2 separate regions of the Homo sapiens genome follow, and region 1 is linked to region 2. A link is a loop called in an ENCODE intact Hi-C map of the cell type or tissue named here. Cell type or tissue: chondrocyte. All regions are shown on one strand. Each heading gives the region's core, and the rest is flanking DNA. Links, peaks and the distances in the headings are about the cores only.

Region 1 (5,385 bases), core at 255-5,254, 350 kb before region 2:
GGAAGAGTGTAGACACAGGAAAGAGGGCAGACAAAAACAAGTGCACAGTTATCTAAGGGAAACAATGGGATCAAGCTGCAAGTATATAAACTTGTCTTGATAGAAGAATCCTTGATCTGGTTTATTCAGTGTTTGGTCCAAACCCACATCCCTGTTCTGCCTGTCTCTGACTTGCTCTGTGCCCCAGAAGCCCAGCTTCTACAGATAGCATTAGCTGGGCAGCCCTGCCCTCTTGCAACAGCTGGATTTGGCCAGTGATCAGCCCAGCAGGAATGTAGATGGCAAAGGAGAGAGAGGTTAGTGTACTTATTCCCTGCATCACCCCCCTGCTTGGTGGGCAGCTCTTCCTCCACAGTCCCAGCTCTGGCCTAGCTCTGGTTACAGGTTCCCTCCCATTGCCTCTTCAGATTTAAAGGTGTGTCTGTCAGGGTATAACTGGGAGCTAGAAATTGCACTGAAATTGAACAAAGAATTTTATGGGAATGGTTGTTAACTAGTTATAAGAGGACTGAAAATGGAAAAGTGGACAAACGTATCAGAGATAGTAATGACAGAAAGCAACTACCACCTCCAGGTTTAGGAGAACAAGGAAAAGATTCTTTGAAGAGATCCCCAGAACTGGGACCTCTGAGGAGTGTATGCTGGACCACTGATGATGATATGTCTGTAGATAGAGGCATGATGAGGCTGATTTTAGGAGCATGGAAGATCTCCAAACTGAAGCCAACTGCTGTTACTGGATTCAACTGCCACTGCCAGGTTGAAGAACCCATTCTGTGAGGATGTCAACAAACAAAGTGGGAAATCTTTTCACATCCTTCCAGCCCTCTAGTCTTCCTCCAGTGCTTTCTATTGGTAGGGTTTGGGGAGGTGGCTAGCAAAGCGGTATTGGAAAAGATAGAAGAGACTAAATCTTCATAACCAGCACAGGGTGACACTGGATCACTACTGTTGCTGATCTTGGGCTGCCTCATATCCCCTGTTCTTCCCATTAGCCCTGTCACAACTTTGTAGATATCCCTTCATTATATGCCCTTCATATATTCTTTTGGTTTAACTTTTTCTGTTGGAATCCTAATATGGCACTCCTCCATTTTTCAGGACCAAAAGAGTATAAAAGATTATCTTTTACCAAAAAAAAGACAAAAAACTGATCTAATTCCTGATTTGATCATTACACAATCTATACATGTATCAAAATATCACATAGTACCCCATAAATATATACAACTGTGTCCATTAAAAATAAAAATTAAAGAAAAGATGGTAAATATAGCTCTGTCAGGCAGTGGAGGTTTTACCACGATGGCTGTTATTTCCCCCATGAAGGGGGGAGTGAGGGAGCAGCTGAAAGTAGGTGCTTATAGGGGTATAGAGGGGCTCAAAGCTTTGAGAGAGGAGAATGTCTGAAAGAGCTGCCAAATAGCATGCAGGTCCCATGGGGGCAGAGCCTCTGCTCATTCACCAGTGCCTCTTCAATATCTACACTTAAGCCTAACACAAAGTGTGTGCTTAATAAGTATTTGCTGAGTATGTAAAGTGGAAACAGAACCAATCTGGCAAACTTTGTAGGACTGGTGGGCAATGAAGATCAGTCAGGTAAAATCTGTGGATATAAATTTATATTGATCAAAAAATTCAAGGTTAGGTGTTTTTCTTCAGTCATGCTCAACGATGCTTCAGCCATGCTCAACTCTTCTGTAGCCACAGAAAAAAGTTTACCCATAATCGAGCTGTGTCTGTGTCTGAATAATGAAAAGACCATGATGCAAGGGAGTTGGAGACACAGAAACAGTGTTTGAAGTAATGGGTAATGGAAGCATGCTACCAGGGAAAGGAAAGAAGTGGCAATAGGAAGGAACAGAGATCTGTGGTCCTATGTCCCCTGAGCATATTCACATGTTAAAGCTAATTCAGTTTTCAATCATCATTAAAATTTTGTTCCTAAATATATGGCCATTATTTTCCACAACCACACTAAAACTTTATTACCTCTGGCAAGTGACTATGCAAGTAACTAAGAGCAAAAATATCCACAACTACCATTTGAGCTATCAATTTAGGGAAAGTCATCTGGCTATAATCTAAGTGACCCTCCACTGAATGTCAGTATCTTTGCATATGTGATTTAAATCTGGGCCTTCGCAACACCATGAACTGTTCTTGTCTTGAATATCCAGATTGAAGGAAATAATCTGAGTAGTTACGAGTCCTGAAGCTAGAAAGATGGAAACCCCATTTGCTCATCAGAAAGCCTTAGAGCTTGGGCGCTGGCGGGTCCTGTCTCACCGGGACAGAGGGGCTCTTTCCTCCCCATCTGATAGTCTGATAACTAGAGAAGCCGGCCAACTTATTCTCCAAGAAGGAGCCATCTTAGTTCCTCCTGAAATGTTCATATTTAGAAATTATTGTTTGTCAGTAATTTAACCCCTTAATGGGCTTGCCTTGTGGTCCATACCACTGAGTGCAGAGCTTGCCTGGAAGAATTGTGAGGGCCATTCCATCTTCCAGGCAGTAGAGTTCAGTACTTCTTTAAAATTGCTGCTGAACTCTGTATTTGAAAAGAAAGAATCATTTGGGTGTGGTAGCTCACACCTGTAATCCTAGCGCTTTGGGAGGCTGAGGTGGGAGGATCATTTGATGCCAGGAGGACCACTTGAGACCACCCTGGGTAACATAGCAAGACCCTGTCTTTAGAAAAAAAAAATACAATAAAATAAATACAATAAAAATAAAAGCAAAAAGAAAGAGTCCATCTTAGGGACAGACTGTAACTACTCACTGGAGCTTACCTTTACATAGTTCAGGATCAATTATAATAAAACACTTTTGTGCAGATTCAATAGGATTATTTTAATCCCCATCATCTCTCTGAGTTTCCAGTCAGTTTCTCTGCATGTAGACACCCTTCTCCAGCCCACCATTGTCTCTCCTCCTATAGCTCCACCAACAAATCAGAACTTTTTCTAACTGCACCTAGTGCACCTAGAGTCTACTCCAGAATGCTCATGGAGAAAGTTTCTGAAAGGTAAAACTCTGAATGATATTTGTAGCTAAAGGGAGACTTGCTAGAGACAATAAGCTAATAGTTGTAGACTTCAGTAGAAGAGGAATGACACTGCAATGTCAGGGTGCAGGACTTCAAGAGGGCAGAGTATGGAAACCCAATGGGAAAAATGCTCACCAGGAACATGAAGAGAAGGAATTACGTGTAAGGATTTCTCAATGTGTTCCCAAATTTGCCCAGCAGAGGGAGGCCTCGGGTTGATGGCAGGCTGACCACACAATTAAAGAAGGCTGAACCTGGGGGCTTTTAACAACCATCGTGGGCTCTACTGTAAGCATTTAGAAAAAGAAAGTTATCCATTCAAAAATATATATATTTTTAAACTTCAGAACAAAATTATGAAGAGCTATATTTACTTTTCTACATTCTAATTTTTATAAATCTGAGTATATTTTGCATATATTGTTATAGTACATATTCAATTTTGTATTTTGCTGTTTTCACTTAACCATTTTTACTAGATTACTCTGTGTTCATAATAATCACTTTTTTAAAACTTTTATTTTTATTTATTTATTTTTTTTTTGAGTCAGAGTCACACTCTGTCGCCCAGGCTGGAGTGCAGTGGCGTGATCTTGGCTTACTGCAACTTCCACCTCCTGGATTCAAGCAGTTCTCCTGCCTTAGCCTCCTGAGCAGCTGGGATTACAGGTGTGCACCACCAAGCCCGGCTAATTTTTGTATTTTTAGTAAAGACGGGGTTTCACCATGTTGGTCAGGCTGGTCTCCAACTCCTGACCTCATGATCTGCCCACCTTGGCCTCCCAAAGTGCTGGGATAATCACTTTTTATGCTGCATAATTCTTCAGATTTGTCAGTACGACTGTATTTACACTCATTTGTTTTATTAGAAAGAATTCCAGAATATTTTGGCTGCCCTAATTAATTTTACAATTAATATGATTTTGAAATTGGGTATTGGCTCCTTCTGAATTGGTTTATTAAAATATATTCTAATGTAATTTATGACATTTTCATCATATTAGCATATTTATTCTGTTAGAATTTCATAATTTATAAAGCTACAAACTGTATGTGATATAGCTTGTAACTTTATCTCATAACTTTATGCAGTTACAAGTAGAAATAAAATGTTCCCCTCAAGATTGCTTAAAATTTTATTATAAACAAGTGTAAAAAACAAAATCACTAAAACACTCCCTCTTTTTTCCCCCAAAATGCATGTTTCCATTTTAACAGAACCCGTATTTAATCAGCAGATTTCTATGGTGGCTAGATTTGTAGACTAAATATTAAAAGTCCCAAAGCAAATGCATTTTTCTCTTAAATTTTACTGACTTTTTTTTTTTTTCTTTTTCTGAGACGGAGTCTTGCTCTGTCGCCCAGGCTGGAATGCAGTGGCACAATCTCGGCTCACTGCAACCTCCGCCTCCCGGATTCACGCCATTCTCCTGCCTCAACCTCCCGAGTAGCTGGGACCACAGGCGCCCGCCACCACGCCCAGCTAATTTTTTGTATTTTTAGTAGAGACAGGGTTTCACCGTGTTAGCCGGGATGGTCTCGATCTCCTGACCTCATGATCTGCCCACCTCAGCCTCCCAAAGTGCTAGGATCACAGGCATGAGCCACCGCGCCCCGCCTACTGACTTTTATCCAAAGAAAATATAAGAGCTCTTCATCATAACGTATGTTTCTTGCTCTTGTTATTAAATATGACACATTTAGACTTAAACTGATTTGAAGGTTTATGACATTGTTTAAGTTATTACATAATTAATTCATAAAGATAATGACTAGTTTGAACTACTGACAGCTCACACATCATCAGTTGAACAGCAGAAAGCTTACTAAGCTACTTTCTTATGTTTCTGTCTCCCAGCTACTAAAAGAAACGAAACCCTTCCAGGTGTTAAGGCAAAACTTTCCTCCCCCTTTCTTCTATAAATCTGATTCCATGTTAGTGAAATTTCTACTGATGGCTTTGGTTTCCTCTATAGTAGAATAGAGATCCTATGGCAAAAGTCATGTCTGACATGGTAGCAAATAGAAATGGGGAAAAGGAAGGTCTGCAAGAGCCAATGTGGGAAATGGGGAGAGGACTGACTACAAAAACCCAGCAGGAATTCCAGAAGAAAACTCCTCAGGACGGGCACATTGGCTCATGCCTGTAATCCCAGTACTTTGGGAGGCCGAGGTGGGCAGATCACTTGAGTCCAGGAGTTTGAGACCAGCCTGGTCAACATGGCGAAACCTCATCTCTACAAAAAATAAAAAAATTTGTCAGGCGTGGTGGCATGCACCTGTAGTCCCAGCTACTCAAGAGACTTAAGTGGGAGAATCACTCGAGCCTTGGAGGT
Region 2 (5,385 bases), core at 323-5,322:
GCTTCACCATGGGCTGCTAGCACGTGAAAGTGGCTGGCTAGATTGAAGCAGAAGCCTCACTTGGGGGAGGCTTCCTCAGCTCTACCTGTAGCTTGTGTAGGTACAAGAATGAAGGATAAAGAGGAGTGTGCGCAAGTGGTCTGACCAGAGGAAAGAAGGGACTTGTGTCTCTATCCTTCTCGTCTGCTGATCCTTTCACTTCACAGGCTGCACAGGGTAAGGGGTGGAGTGCAGGCAGACAAAGAGCAATAAAAGGTACAGAAAAAGGGAGATAAGAGACAAAGAAAAGGGTGAAGGAGAAAATGTGGAGAAAAGAAATGAAGGTCAAAAAGAGAGATGGGAAAGAAAGAAGAAAGGAGAAATAAAAGACATGGGGAGAGGAAAGACCAAAAGAGCTTTGAGAAGCAGAGAGACTGGAAAAAGAATGGGAAAACACAGAGACAGAGAGATGGAGAAACAAATGAGAAACAGAGACAAGAAAGATGGGCAACAGAGAGGTCAGAGAGAAAGGCAAGAAACAGTAGGAGATGAGAGCCATGAAACACAGAGATAAGAAACAGAAGTGAGCAGAAAAATGACAGAGATAGACATAAAAAAGAGAGACAGACAGAATATGAGAGGCAGACAGAAGTAGAGGGGGACCAAGAGATCTGTGTGGCTGAAGAAGGCGGAAGCCAGCCCTTTTGTTTCTGAACCAGCTTCCCCTGCCCCCCACATACCCTCCCCATGTTCTCAACAGTGGTGAAGAGCTCCTTGTTCCCTCACTGAGCTCTCACATGAGAATGTGATGCACTTCTATTCTTCAGATAAACAGCTGAATGATAAGGACAAACTATCTCCATCATTCATTTAAATTCAATTGTCCCTAGAGCGTCTCCTTCTACTATGAATGCCCTACTGGAGCTTTCATCAGATCGAGCCCATCCCCAGGCTGTCCTCCGCTCATGTGTTTCTGTGTAAAATTTTTCTCTGCTTTGATAGAGAGACTTTCAAGAGTTCATTTACATCTCCCAAGGACATATTTACCATCAGATGGACACTAGATAGATTGGCTTCCATTTGTATCTGGGCTCTGAGTATGCTGGTTGTTTTCTGGTTTGTCATTCCCTGAAAAATCTGTAACCTCTTCTAATAAAATGAATAATGGATAAATGATTTTAAATGGTTTGTGGTTTGCTATCAGAGGAGTATCATACATATTAAACACCCAAAATCTTAATGTGCTTAACATCTTTTCCAGCTTTTTGAACAAAGTGGGCTACTTTACCCCCAGGTATAAATCAATTAGCAGAGACATAACCAAGGAGACGTTCAAGACCAAGTTAACTGAGTCTACAGTTAGGATCTCTGAGTGGATGACAGATGTTACACTGAAAGTCAGTAACCAGCATGTCTAATGCTACAGTTGCACCTTTTATAAAAACTGCCTAAATCCCTCTATGTTGCTAGGAGAGGGGGAGAAATTACATACATGCAAGGAAGAAAGGAGGTGAGTTGGAATTAATAGGTACCAATCAATATAAGACTTGGATGTGCGTATCTTACTAAGAGGCATAAATTAAGGCTTAGTGTGCAAGTACTTACATCAGTACCCAGTTTCATCAACATGTGGAGAAAGAAAGCATCGAGTTCCTTCTCTTCTATGTAACCTTTTTCTAAATGTGAGAAAATAAACATAAATAATACTAACATATAAAAAACACATGACAGTATTTATCTAAATATGTTTTTAATCTCACAATTCATAAAGCTTCCCTCAACACTATTTTTTGTTATTCCAATAACAAAGTGCCAACACCTACCTCTAGAATACATGGGTTTGAACAGTAAACACTGTTCCAGAATACGTGCTTTATGCTAGGGTTTATATTAGTGCTTGGAAAAGGAAGGCTATTAAGTACATGAATTTTAATCAATGAATAAACGTGAACTTTCCAATAAAATTTAACCCCAAAATTTCTGAAGCTTGGAGAAACTTAACAGGTGTAAGTATTGAATCCCAGTTTGCAGAGTTAAAACACACCTTTTAGATATTTTATTTCTTTATTAATAAAAACAAATATTAAGTAGTTCCATTTTATTTTCAAGTAGTTTTTTGGTGGAGGAGTCGTTTTGAAAGCTGATAAAATTTATTCTCATTTTGAGAGAGTGAGGGGTGTACAGCAAAGTCACTGCGTAAAAGTGAGCCCATTTAGGGAAGGATGACTTCAAATAGCTGAGTCTCAGCCCACAAGCCTTGAACATATACAATGATATTAGTCATTGTATATACAATATATATGTATGTCTACCATATATATGGCGCGCTCGCACACAAAGAGAGATTGGAAAGGGGAAAGTGGAAATTCACCACCCAGAATTTTAACAAGGTATATAGATGTGTATCACCAGTATGCCAAACGTCTGTTAATGATACTGTATTAGGTACACTGCATTAACAACCCAGGTCGATAACTTTTCCTACAGTAAAGGGGAAACTCCAGGTCCTTTCAGCGGGCTGAGCTTGGAGCCACGTCTACACCTGAGTGTGCAAGTGGCTTGTTCTACTCACCATCCGCATCAAAGCGCTGCCAGACCTGCCAGAAGCCAGCGGCGTCCAAGCGCCCCAGAGTCGGTTCCCGGGAGCTGTCCATGGTGTTGACGACGAAGACCAGGCACCGGCGCGGAAGGACCTAGACAACTTTGGGAAGGACTCCTTCACCGTATTTCTTGACTTGCTCTCCTGCTTCTTTCGCTATCTGATTAGCTTTGAGTAACTGTTGCTGGGGAGGACGCGAGCGCTGCTGGCCGTGGCGTCGCTGAGCCGTCCCTCAGCCCTCAGCAAAACCAGCGGCTGGAAGCCCGCCCCGCTCCTGGCGCGCCTGTCCCCGCCCCGCCCTGCGCGCTGTCCTGGCAGATCCTGTCTGTCTCTGCGCTTTGGGGAATTCAGGAAGAAAGAAACTGTCTCCAGGCGTCCACGGCTCACTGCTTTTGCCCTTTAACTTGCTTCTCAGACTCGGAGAAGACATCCCTCTTACGTTTGACTCACTTTCCAAACTTGTGTCTCAAGGGGTTTTCTAGGGAGAGCTGCCTCATTTAAAGGGTTGCAAGAAGTGTCAGTGTTAGGGTCCTTTGGACTTGAGGATTTAGAAATGTAGTGTGTGGAGAGGGGAGGCGAGAAGGGATGGTGATGGTGGTAAGTGGTTCCCTTTAAGGAAGAAGTCAACAGCAATTATTGAGTCCTGATTGTATAGGACATACACATTGCTGTACCAAAATGCACTATAAGGACTTGCAACTAAACAGGGATACTGCAAGTCACTGTGATTTAAAGTAGCATCATTAGGATGCTGAGGAAAATATAAACTAAGCCGTACTCTGCCAGGAAAAGAGAGTCTGGGGGAGATGTGTCTGCCTGCAGGGTACTTAGGTAGAAGGCTTAGATGATTGTGTTTGGCTCCTAAGAGCCACATTAAGACCAAAGGATAAAAATCAGTTGGAGGAACACAGAGCTTTCTAACAATCAGGACTGTTCAAAATTGGGCAAGGCTTTGTGGAAACGTGTACAAACTACACTGATACCTTTTGACTATATATTTAGAAATTTTCGTTGGATAATCTATAGAAAGTGCTTGGATATTAGATAAGAAAGTTGAACCAGATGTAACTTTTCTTTATGGCACCCTGACTCTGGTTTTAGCATTCAGATTTATTTATAAAAAGCATGCATGTATAAGTCATCTAAACCAGAGTAGTGAAAAGAACATGACACTCAAGGTCAGATAGTCCTGGGTCAGGATCTGAGTTCCATTATTTACCAGCTTTGTGAACTGCACCATTAGTTCTCATCTCCCTAAGCCTCAATTTTCTTATCTATAAAATGAGGATTAAAACATCTGTTTTGGAGGGTTGCTGTGAGGATCAGAACCATACATAGTAATGCACAATGAATTATATCTGCTATGGTGTTGTAGCTGATGAGGGATGACTCTGTTAGAGAAAACAAGTAAAGTCTAAGAGATTGTCATAGCCAAGAGGAACCTAATGAAAAATGACAAAGAAATGTAATGTTTTATCCTGGGTGTGATGCCGGAACAGAAAAAGGCCATTAGGTAAAAATTAAGAAAATTTTAATAAACACGGACTTTAGTTAATAATAATGAAAAAAATGGTTCAGAAGAAAACAGTTCTGGGTTCAGGGCCCAGCTTTGCCTCTTACTAGTTGTGTGTGATATTGGGCAAGTTACTCAAAAGAAGCCTCACTTTCTTTGTAAAATGGGAATAATAGTAGTATTTACCCCGTGTTATTATCATAAAGGTCAAATTAAAAAATCATATAAACCTATTGTCACAGTATATACAGTAACATTCAGTGTAAGTTAGCTACTAAAATGATGAATCTTCCATACATACATACATATTTGGAAGACGGTGAAGTAAACTTCAGGATTTTTGAGGAGTGTGGCTTAGCCTAAAGGAAGAAAAGCAGTATTATCACCGATTAAGCAAGTGCTGGTTACAAAAATTGGAGAAAAGCATATGTAGCATAGGAGGGTGTAAGGGTTCAGTATCTGTAATTATCATCTGTGACTTTAGGAAATTAGTGGATACAATGTCAAGCACCAGTTAGGAAAAGTAATTGGTATGAACCCACCAGGGCTGATCTTGTTTTCTGATAAATAGTGGAAAAAGATAAAACAAGGCAGATTTCAGAAGTAATAATCAAGATCTAATGTGGAGGGATGGTTAAATAAATGATAGTAAATATCTATGATGGGCTTTGCTGCATACACAGAAATCTTGATTTTGAAGCTTGATGATCCAGAAAACTCAAAACATAAGGTTAAGATTAAAAAGCAAGTTACAAAAGTGTACATATATGATGACTCAATTCTGTAAAATAAAATACATGTTTCTACACATAGAAAACATGGAAGATATACATTAATGACATTAATGATATGTTTCTCTGGAGTGGGGAAGAGGGAGGCTCACAGATGATTTCAATTTTGCTATTTGTAATTCTTTTGTCTTAAAACTTTGTGCAGTAAGCATATAATGCAAGCTATTATACTTTTTTAAAGTTGTAAAAGTGAAATCTAGGGAAAGAAGAGGAAAAGTACAGCCGCAAAGATTACTGTTCTCAGGACTGGAGAACAAACAGAACTTGGAACACTTTCCAGGAGCCTGTCATCTGGAGCTCTCTGGGGAGCTGCAATCTCCATTCAATGACTTATTTCCTGTTTTCTTTGCATCCAAATATTTATCATGGCACTGGGTAGGGAGATACTGCTTAGGAATCCTGCATTCCCTCATAAAAGTTTCTCTTTGAGAAAATCATCCAAGCCCTTAACAGAGAAGAGAGCCAGTAGGAAGGTATTTAAAGATCCTACAGGAGACACCTGT

What was found. Hi-C counts contacts between places; a loop is a spot of excess contacts. Peaks named below come from ENCODE experiments on the same cell type or tissue, not always from the same donor. Only the 100,000 strongest peaks of a DNase experiment are listed, where the experiment ranks them.
Region 1: a loop joins it to region 2, with 5 times the contacts of the local background. A loop is called at or near these places in 1 of 110 quality-filtered maps.

The regions. Positions count from the first base shown.
Region 1 is chr6:26,001,151-26,006,535 of GRCh38, reverse strand. LINC02980 (long intergenic non-protein coding RNA 2980) reads right to left here. Exons shown (of 3, transcript NR_186645.1): 3 at 4,761-5,286. Among named protein-coding and RNA genes, the nearest start is that of LINC02980, 11 kb to the right of the region's middle. In chondrocyte, for the core only: CTCF peaks have their summits at 3,049 and 3,252 (motif pointing right); no DNase peak of the experiment used is centred there.
Region 2 is chr6:25,649,652-25,655,036 of GRCh38, reverse strand. SCGN (secretagogin, EF-hand calcium binding protein) reads right to left here and starts at 2,822. Exons shown (of 11, transcript NM_006998.4): 1 at 2,552-2,822; 2 at 1,585-1,655. The coding sequence starts at 2,633. In chondrocyte, for the core only: no CTCF peak of the experiment used is centred there; DNase peaks (open chromatin) are centred at 2,626 and 2,826.